Linked DNA regions of Homo sapiens: region 2 is linked to region 1. A link is an interaction called in ENCODE POLR2A ChIA-PET data of the cell type or tissue named here. Cell type or tissue: PC-9. All regions are shown on one strand. Links, peaks and the distances in the headings refer to the core of each region. The heading gives the core; the rest is flanking DNA. Region 1 overlaps ST20-MTHFS (ST20-MTHFS readthrough). Region 2 has its middle 55 kb from the start of TMED3.

Region 1 (4,393 bases), core at 160-4,159:
GAAATGGCAGTTCAGTTAGTACAAAATATAACCGCATGTAATTTCCATTCCAATGCACGGCAGCAGTCTCTGCCAAATGCCCCAAAAGCAACAGGGACAAATACTAGAGACCCCAGCAGGGGGAGAGCAAACGCTGGGTGGTCAGGGAAGAATTCATGGAAAACTCAACTTGACCTGGATTTTTAAGATGTGTCAGAGTTGGGTCTAAGTATCTTTCAGAAACCAAAAGAAAGGTGGCAAGAGCTGAGTGAGGGAGTAGGGAGTGGGGAGCAGTTTACTCGCTTGGACAGAAGGATCAACCTGAGGAGTAGCAGAAGACATGAGTGTAGAGTTCACCAGGTACAGGCATGGAGATTTGGGGTCAAAGGCACAGAGACCCCCTAGAACACAACAGCAAAAAACCAAATAACCCAATTAAAAACTGGGCAAAAGACTTAAACAGGATGGGCACGGTGGCTCATGCTTGCAATCCCAGCACTTTGGGAGGCAGAGGCGGGCGGATCATGAGGTCAGAAGACAGAGATCATCCTGGCTAACATGGTGAAATCCCGTCTCTACTAAAAATACAAAATATTAGCCAGGCATGGTGGAGGGCGCCTGTAGTCCCAGCTACTCGGGAGGCTGAGACAGGAGAATGGTGTGAACCCGGGAGGTGGAGCTATTGCGCCACTGCACTCCAGCCTGGGCGACAGAGTGAGACTCCGTCTCAAAAAAAAAAAAAAAAAAAAAGACTTAAACAGACATTTGTCCAAAGAAGACATACAAATGGCCAACAGGCATATGAAAATATACTCAACATCACTGATCATCAGGGAAATACAAATCAAAACTTCAATGAAATACCACCCCACATTCATGAGGATGTCCAATATCCAAAAAATAGAAAACCACAAATGTTGGCAAGGATGTGGAGAAATCAGAACCCTTGTACACTGCTGGTGGGGGTGTAAAATAATGCAGCCATTAAAGAAAAGAGTATATGGGTTCCTCAACAAATTAAAAGTAGAACTACCATATGGCCCAGCAATCCCACTTCTGGGTATTTATCCAAAAGGATTGAAGTCAGGGTCTTAAAGAGATATTTGCACTCCCACGTTCATTGCACCATTATTCCCAAGTGCCAAGATATGGAAACAAGTATGCATCGATGGATGAACGAACAAACCAAATGTGGTACATACATTCAATGAATATTATTCAGCCATATCAAAGAAGGAAATTCTGCAATATGCAACCCATGGATAAGCCTGGAAGATATTATGCCAAGTGAAATAAGTCAGCCACAAAAAGACAAATACTTTATGATGCCACTTACATGTGGTATCTAGAGTAGTCAAAATCTTAGGAACAGAATGTAGAATGATGGTTACCAGGCGCAGGAGAAAGGGGGAGACAGAGAGTTGCCATTCAATGGATACAGAGTTTCATTCATGGAAGATGAAAAAGTTCTAGAGATCTGCTGTACAACTGTGCTTACAGTTAACAATACTTTCCCAGACACTTACAACTTTTAGGAGGGTAGATCTCACATTATATGTTATTTACCACAATAAAAAATTTAAAAAAGCAAAGAGACCAAAAGAGAAGCCAAGAGAATAGTCAGGATTCCCACCAGATACAATACACAAGAAAGAAAAGGCAGAAGTTTGGAACATCCACATTTAGGTAGTTGGAGGAAAAGAATGAAGAAATGAAACAGAGATAAGAAAACAACGTTCTCAAATCCCTTGAGCGAGAGTTAATCTACTCCCTCTTTTCTTGTTACTCCCTGTACTTTGATCACAGCTCTCACTGAAGTCTACCTTGTACCACAGTTGATGGTACACGTCTCTGTCTCCCTCACTGGACAGAAAATTTCTTTGAGGGCCATAATTTTTCCAATTCCTCTTTCATCCTTGGATTTTAATAGAATTTTAGGCCAAAGAAACCCTGAAAAATGAATATTTTGCCTGCAGAATGGATCAATCCTAGCATGACATCCTCTATTTTAATAATTCCGAAGTACATAAATTTGGCTCAAAGAGGCAAAAAAATAAAATAAAATAATAAAAATATAACTTTGTATGGCTGCTTTTTCAAAATGAGTTTTACACTTGAGAAGCAAGACGAGAATGGTTTTGGATTCCCAGGTAACTAAGGCTCGGAAACAGCCCTTCCTAGGTGGAGGTCCTTACATCGTACATGCGGTGTTGTTGTTGTAGCCCTGCCCACAGAACTGTTCCTGCTGCTCCCTTCAACCACGGGGATCACAGGTTGCTCCTGGCCTCAGGTCCTTAAGATATACTTCCTAGTCTTCTCCCACTTCTGCTACTTGTTAAATCCAAGTGTTTTCCCTGAAACACATCATGTATTCTTTGCTTGACTTTATTTGTTGTCATCCTTGAAGCTCTTCCTGTGCCTTACCACCATCCCCACATGCATCACCCACCCCACACACACCCCTGGGGCTCCTCACACTTTGGGAACACTATGCTGGATGTTTTTCCTCCTCAAAGGTGACAGCTCAGTGGGGCTTAAAAATCATGCAGAGGCTCAACAAGCTTCCCTCACACACACTGGTCCCACTAATAGAGGTAGACACCAGAGACACCTTCACACACCACAAGGTCAGAATTCAATAGGGGAGACAGAAGAAAAACCTTAGTCCGTGCACAGTTCTGCATATGCCTCTGGCATTGCTCTGTTTTCAAATCGCCAAAGACTCATTAATAGCGTCCACTGACAGTGCAATGTGCAAGAGCCAACCTGCTCTGATTTTAATCCTGTGTGCACTTGCTTCACATTCTGTGTTAGTGGGCACAGAGCTCTCTAGATGTCATAAGATTGTTCTGCAGAGTCATGGTTTGTTGAGTGTTTTTCTCCAGGCTTCGCTACCTTTCCAATGTGATCTTGCATTCCAAAACTACAAAGCTAACCTTTGGAAAACTCACCCAACCCCACATACTGCATTTATTTGCTCAAAAACATCTTCCGTCTTTTCATTTGGTGCTGGCTCTGAAACAGCAGTGCCCTCTGGAGGCAGTCTGATGTGGTGATTAGGGGCATGGGCCCTCAGGCTATTTCTTAGCTGTGTGATCATAGGAAAGCTACTGCAATCTCTGTGCTTCCATTTGTTTTCTCATCCGTAAAATGGAGCTGGTCATGAAAACTGTATTAGATAATGCAACATATCTGTTCACAACAATTGTATTTATTAGGATACCTTTCTATTTTTTTAAAAAGAAATCTCAGGCACTATTTCTTGAACCAGGTAGCAGGGAAAGGGGTATAGTTTCTCCAATATTTCAAGTATTTTTTGACCAGAGCTTTTACAATCTTACCTTAGAACTGGCTCTTACATGTTCTCTCAGCAAAGGGGTTCAGCAGAGCCAAAAAAAGAGGAAGAAAACCAGGGGAGAATGAGGTTATAGAATGCAGATTAGCACATTTTTCCTACAAAAGACCAGAGAGTAAATAATTTAGGCTTTGCAGGCCTTAGGGTCTCTGTTAGAACATAACTCTGCTGTGTAGTATGAAAGCAGCCAAAGACAAATGTAAATGAATGAGTGTGGCTGTGTCCTGATAACATGTTATTTACAAAAACAGGTGGAGGGCCAGATTTGGCCTGTGGGGCTGCAATGTGATAACCCCCATCATAGAACATAAGGAAAGAGAGTTTCAGGGAGAGAGAAGTAGACGCAGTGTCAAATGTGGCAGAATGGACAAGTAAGGTAAGGACACAAAAATATCTATTAGATTTGGCAACTAGGGAATCACCGGGGCAAGGATAATATAAGTGGAGAGATGGGGACAGATGCTGAGCTGCAGAATCTTCGTTGACCAGGAAAAAAGCCTAGGTAGTAGGCCTCGAAAAAAAATGAAGAAGTAAGATTCTATAAATGCCTCTACTTCCTGAGACAGAAGTATTAGGCTCTGAGGATTCAGTTCACCGTACAAAACATTCTTATTAATTCTGGCAGCGAGGTAGCCTGGGCCCCTGACACCTCCTAAGATGTCCTGAACTCAGACTCCCTGTCCTGAGCTTTTCAGAATATAATCAGTTCAGCTAGTGGACTGTCTTTACTGTAATACTGAAAAGAAGGCTGAAAATAAGTGTTAGAGCCCAAGAGGTATGTGGGCACCTTCCTATCTGCACACCTTTGCTCCTGCGACATTGTTTTTCATTCCTGTAAGGGTTTTCTACTCTTTTTGTTAACTTATTTATCATAACAATCATAATATCACAAATCTTAAACTTCCATTGAGTCCTCCCAGTCCATGCAGTTTGGTGTGACCAGCTCTTATCCTATACTGTAAGAATGCCTGTGGTCCATTAAGTAGTAGGAATCCTTCTCCCTTCCTTCTAGGAACAGAGCTTTTGTCTTTCCCCAGAGAATTTGAGCTCAGTTCTGTT
Region 2 (4,393 bases), core at 75-4,074, 480 kb before region 1:
ATAAAATATCTGGTGTAAGCACTTGTGGGCCAGGTCGGAGGTTCTCCGGGGGCTCTTTCTTTACTGTCTGCCTAAAGCAAGCTGGCTAACTCCTTTTGATACGGATAGGAGACAGAGAAATACTGGGTAGAAGAGGTCGGTTCCCCAGCAAAGGCCCCACCCCTCGAGCCTGGAGCCCCATGGCCCTAAGTGGGAACAGGCATTTCTGTTTTCATTCCCAAAAAGTTGTCTTTTGGCCTGCCATGCCCCGATCCTGCACCCATATAAACCCTGAACCCCAGGTTCCAGGAGCAGACAAGCAGATGAGGAGATGAAACACGCAGATGAATGGTGGAACGACACAGCAGAGAAAGAGAGAAGAGGAGGAATGTCTGAACACCGAGAGGAGTTCAGCTGGGGGCTGTCAGAGAGGAGTTTGGCCACTGGATGGCCAAACTCTAGGGGCAGATCATCCTCTCACTGCATCCTCCCAGCTCCCCATCCATCCCTCTGAGAGCCACCTCCACCACCCAGTAAAACCCCACATTCATCCTTCAAGCCCATGTGTGACTTGATTCTTCCAGGACACTGGGAAAGAGCTTGGGATACAGAAAGGTGTCACACCGGCCCTCTGCCCTTGCAAAAAGGCAGAGGGTCCATTGAACTGATTAACACTTAAGCTGTCTGCGGATGGCAGGGCTAAAAGGGCACACTGTAATGCATACCCACTTGGTCTCCTGCATCTGTCCCTCTGCATGCTCCCTCTCCCCTCAGGGGTTTGAGCAGCGGAGACGAGGGAACAGGCGATTCACACCCCTGCTGAATGTCCTGAGAGGGGGATCAGGGAACTCTCCTGTTTTGCTTTCAAATACATGGGGATTACACATTGGTTTGAACTAAAAAGACAGGACAGCTCAAAGCAGGGGCCCACAGGTCATAGGTGAATTCAGAGATTTTCTGATTTGTAACTGATTAAAGACGAGAAGCTTTGTCTAAAGACTTGGGGTCAGCAGAAAAGAATGTTAGGTCTGGCTTGTGGACATCACCTCCTCCAGGCCCCTCAGGAAGAAATTTAGAACAAAGAACGGCAGTGCAAACCAAAAAGTATCCGAGACAGGTCTCAATTAATTCAAAAGTTTATTTTGCCAAGGTTAAGGATGTACCCAGGAGACAAGTCTGTGCCTTTCTCCAAAGGTGATTTTGAGGGCTTCAATATTTAAAAGGGGAAAAGCAGACTGGAGGGGAAAGAAGGAGGGTATGGTCACATTACTGAATCCACGTGTTGCAAGAGAAAAGGAGCAGGTAGGGGAACAGTCAATTATGTGTCTGTCTGGTGCTCAGTAAATCAGCACTTTACGTAAGATAAGGTGAACGTAGAGTAGCTATCTGTGGAGATATTTAACCTTTTATCTGTAGCTCTCTGCTTAGGAGCAAAAGAAAAGGCAGCTTCTTGCATGACTCAGCTTTCAGCTTAATTTTTTCCTTTTGGCACAGAGATTTGGGGTTCCAAGTTTTTATTTTCCTTTCACAGCAGCAAGAATCCAGTCCTCTCGGTCCCTCCATATCTGAGGTCTGTGTGCCAGCAGATCCATTTGGTGGGGTCCGAGTTTCTGAAGAACAAGTCAGAGACATATGTTAAGATGTTATCTTGTGTGGAGTCCTAATTAGGGAAAAGGAGTCAGGCTGGCAGGACCAGAGGAAAGCAAAGAGATAAAGCAGACAAGCTATAGGTCTGCCTTTCTTCGTGGTTCAGGACATATAAACAAAAAGAGGGTGAGATAAGCTATAGGTCTGCCTTTCTTTATGACCCAGCACATAGGGCCCTCCTGTGTAGGTAATGTATATAGCTCACAATATCATCAAACACCTAGGTTGATGGAAGAATGCAAGTTACCTTCCTGCTACCTTGGCGTTATCAGTACTGTACACAGCACTCTGCAGCCCAAGAACTATCCTATAAAATCTCCGGGAAGCCTTTGTTTCTTTGCAGTCAGCTGCTCTCTTGCTGATTCTGCCCATTGCTCTCTTGCAACATTATTTTTATATGTTCCTAATGAATCTGCCTTTCTTTATCCACAACTGCCTTGGTAAATTCTTATACCCCTCAGCCACTGGCCCAGATAGTCACCGCTCATCCGCAACATTTAGTTTCTATAGAGAACCAAACATCTCATGATTAACTTCCATGGCTGTTGTTATAAGCTATTACCTTCTTGCTAATCAAATTGCTCCCTTACTTCTCAGGGCGAGCTAGGTGCCTGGAATTTCCCTTGAAGGAACTAAAGATTTTCCTTTATTTCCATGCTTGGTTCGGGGATAGTGCCCAGCAGGCTCCTAAGAGGGGTCCCTGCTCCATCTCACCATTATCCACATCTTTGGAAAAGCTGGCCATTTAGATCCTAAAGCTAAGCTCGTGGTGGCAGCTACTTGAATGTTAGGCACAGAGCCTGGGGATGGCTTCACAAATCTAAAGCTCCAAGGTGACGGTGAATGTCTTATTAGCTGTGTGACTTTGAGGAAGGAGTTGGACTCTTTTTCACTTTTCAGCATTCCAGCAGCCCTTTGTGTATTTAATGTGCTGCACTTTAAGGTGCATTTTTTTTTCTTTCATTAATATACAAGTGACTGGTTTTGACTCATCAGATGGAAACTTCCAAGTCAGTTGCAGAGAATAATGATGGCTAGGTCATTGTTTTCAAAAAGCACAGCACAATCTCAATTCATATTTACCTCAAGTGGAGCTGATTATAAACCAAGTTTCATTTTCTCCTGACCCCAGCTGCTGGGTCCTGAATTAGCTTTTTATTCTTCTTTCCGGGTGAAGGATTTAGGTGGAGACCTAAAGGCATCTTTAACCAAATGCATCTCATATGGTGCCTAACAAAGTCCAATATGATGCAGAACTAAAACAGAGTTGGTCAGCAGGTTACTGGATACTATAGAAAATTGGATTAGTGAAGTGGAAATCACTCCAGCACTCAGGTGGTGTTATCAAATCAAACTTGAAGTCTTCTCACCTGGTGCAGTAGGACCAGCGATCCACACTGGGTTTGCAGTGGGAGAAAGGGAGGTTTTTATTTGTAGGGCACAAAGCAAGGAAGATTGGGAAGCTAATGCTTCAGTCCTGACACCCAAATCCTGGCAGCATCTAACACCTCTTCCTTAAACTCTCCCCTAAAACACCTAATGCAAGCCCAAGTCCTATCATAGGTCTTTTCTAACACTCTCTTGCAGAGGTACCCCACAGTTCCCAGAGCGTGCAAGCTCCCTCAGAGCAAGAAGTAAACCCCACCTGTTCCACCACAGGTGTTCTGGATGGTCTTTGGCTGAGGTGTTGACACTTACATCTCCGAATATGCTGCCAGCAAAGGCTGTTGGACAACCCGATGGGTTGCAGGTACAGGATTTTTAAAGGCAGGGGTAAATTTCAGAAAAGTAGAAGTTACATGTAAAGTAATAAATCAATACGTGGAAATTGCACATTGGTTTTGCCCTAAAGGGTTAAATGTCTTGAAACAGGGTCTTACAGATCAAAGGTAGATTCAAAGATTTTCCGATTTGCAATTTGTTAAGGAAGAGAAGCTTTGTTGAAAAATTTGAGGTCAGTAGAAAAGAATTAGCTCTGTTTGTGAGTATACCTTTATCCAGGCCCCTCAGGAAGTAATTTAGAAGAAAGAATAGTGGTCAGAGCTCAGTCCTCAGCTCCCCATTGCCTGGGGTCTCAGTGCCAGTGGATCCATTTGGTGGGGACCCAGGTTTCTGAAAAACAACTCAGGGACGTATGTTAGGATGTTGTTTTTAGTTTCTATAGGAGAACCAAACATGTGATTCTGGCTTCTTTAGCTATTATTTTAAGTTACTATTACCTTCTTGCTTATCAAGTTCCTTATTTCTTTCTGAGGGCCAGCTAGGTGCCTGGAATTTCCCTTGAAGGAACTCAAGATTTTCCTTTACTTTCATGCTTAGAGCTTATTTTCAAGCTTTCATGCTTTTTTGATCATAATTCCCAATGGATGGTCAGAATCCAACATACTTTGCTGGCAGCAGATTGGAAGTTGGAAGTGTTAATGCTCCAGCCAAAGACCACTGAGAACTCCTTTAGTGAAAAAGGTGGGGTTTGCTTCTTGCTGTGAGGGAGCTTGCACACTGTGGGAATTATGGGGTACCTCTGTAAGATAGTGTTAGAAAGGACCTATGATAGGACTTGGGCTTGTATTCAGTGTTTTTGGGGAAAGTTTAATTAAGGAAGAGATGTTAGATGATGCCAGGAATTGGGGGTTAATTCTATGTTTGGGTATCTTAATAAATCTAATCTAGAAGGAGAGAAAACTAGGTGAGGCCAAAACTGTAATTGGTAAAGAAGCAGTAGTCAGTCATATTGTAACTGAGCACCTCCATTTTTTTAAGAGTTAGT

What was found. Peaks named below come from ENCODE experiments on the same cell type or tissue, not always from the same donor. Only the 100,000 strongest peaks of a DNase experiment are listed, where the experiment ranks them.
Region 2: POLR2A ChIA-PET joins it to region 1 with 8 read pairs; 3 of 35 experiments call an interaction of 5 or more read pairs at or near these places.

The regions. Positions count from the first base shown.
Region 1 is chr15:79,846,962-79,851,354 of GRCh38, forward strand. All of the region lies in intron 3 of ST20-MTHFS (ST20-MTHFS readthrough), which reads right to left. All of the region lies in intron 2 of MTHFS (methenyltetrahydrofolate synthetase), which reads right to left. Among named protein-coding and RNA genes, the nearest start is that of MTHFS, 48 kb to the right of the region's middle. In PC-9, for the core only: CTCF peaks have their summits at 2,993 (motif pointing left) and 3,201; no DNase peak of the experiment used is centred there.
Region 2 is chr15:79,364,325-79,368,717 of GRCh38, forward strand. It overlaps a transcript of TMED3 not described here. Among named protein-coding and RNA genes, the nearest start is that of TMED3, 55 kb to the left of the region's middle. In PC-9, for the core only: no CTCF peak of the experiment used is centred there; a DNase peak (open chromatin) is centred at 2,537.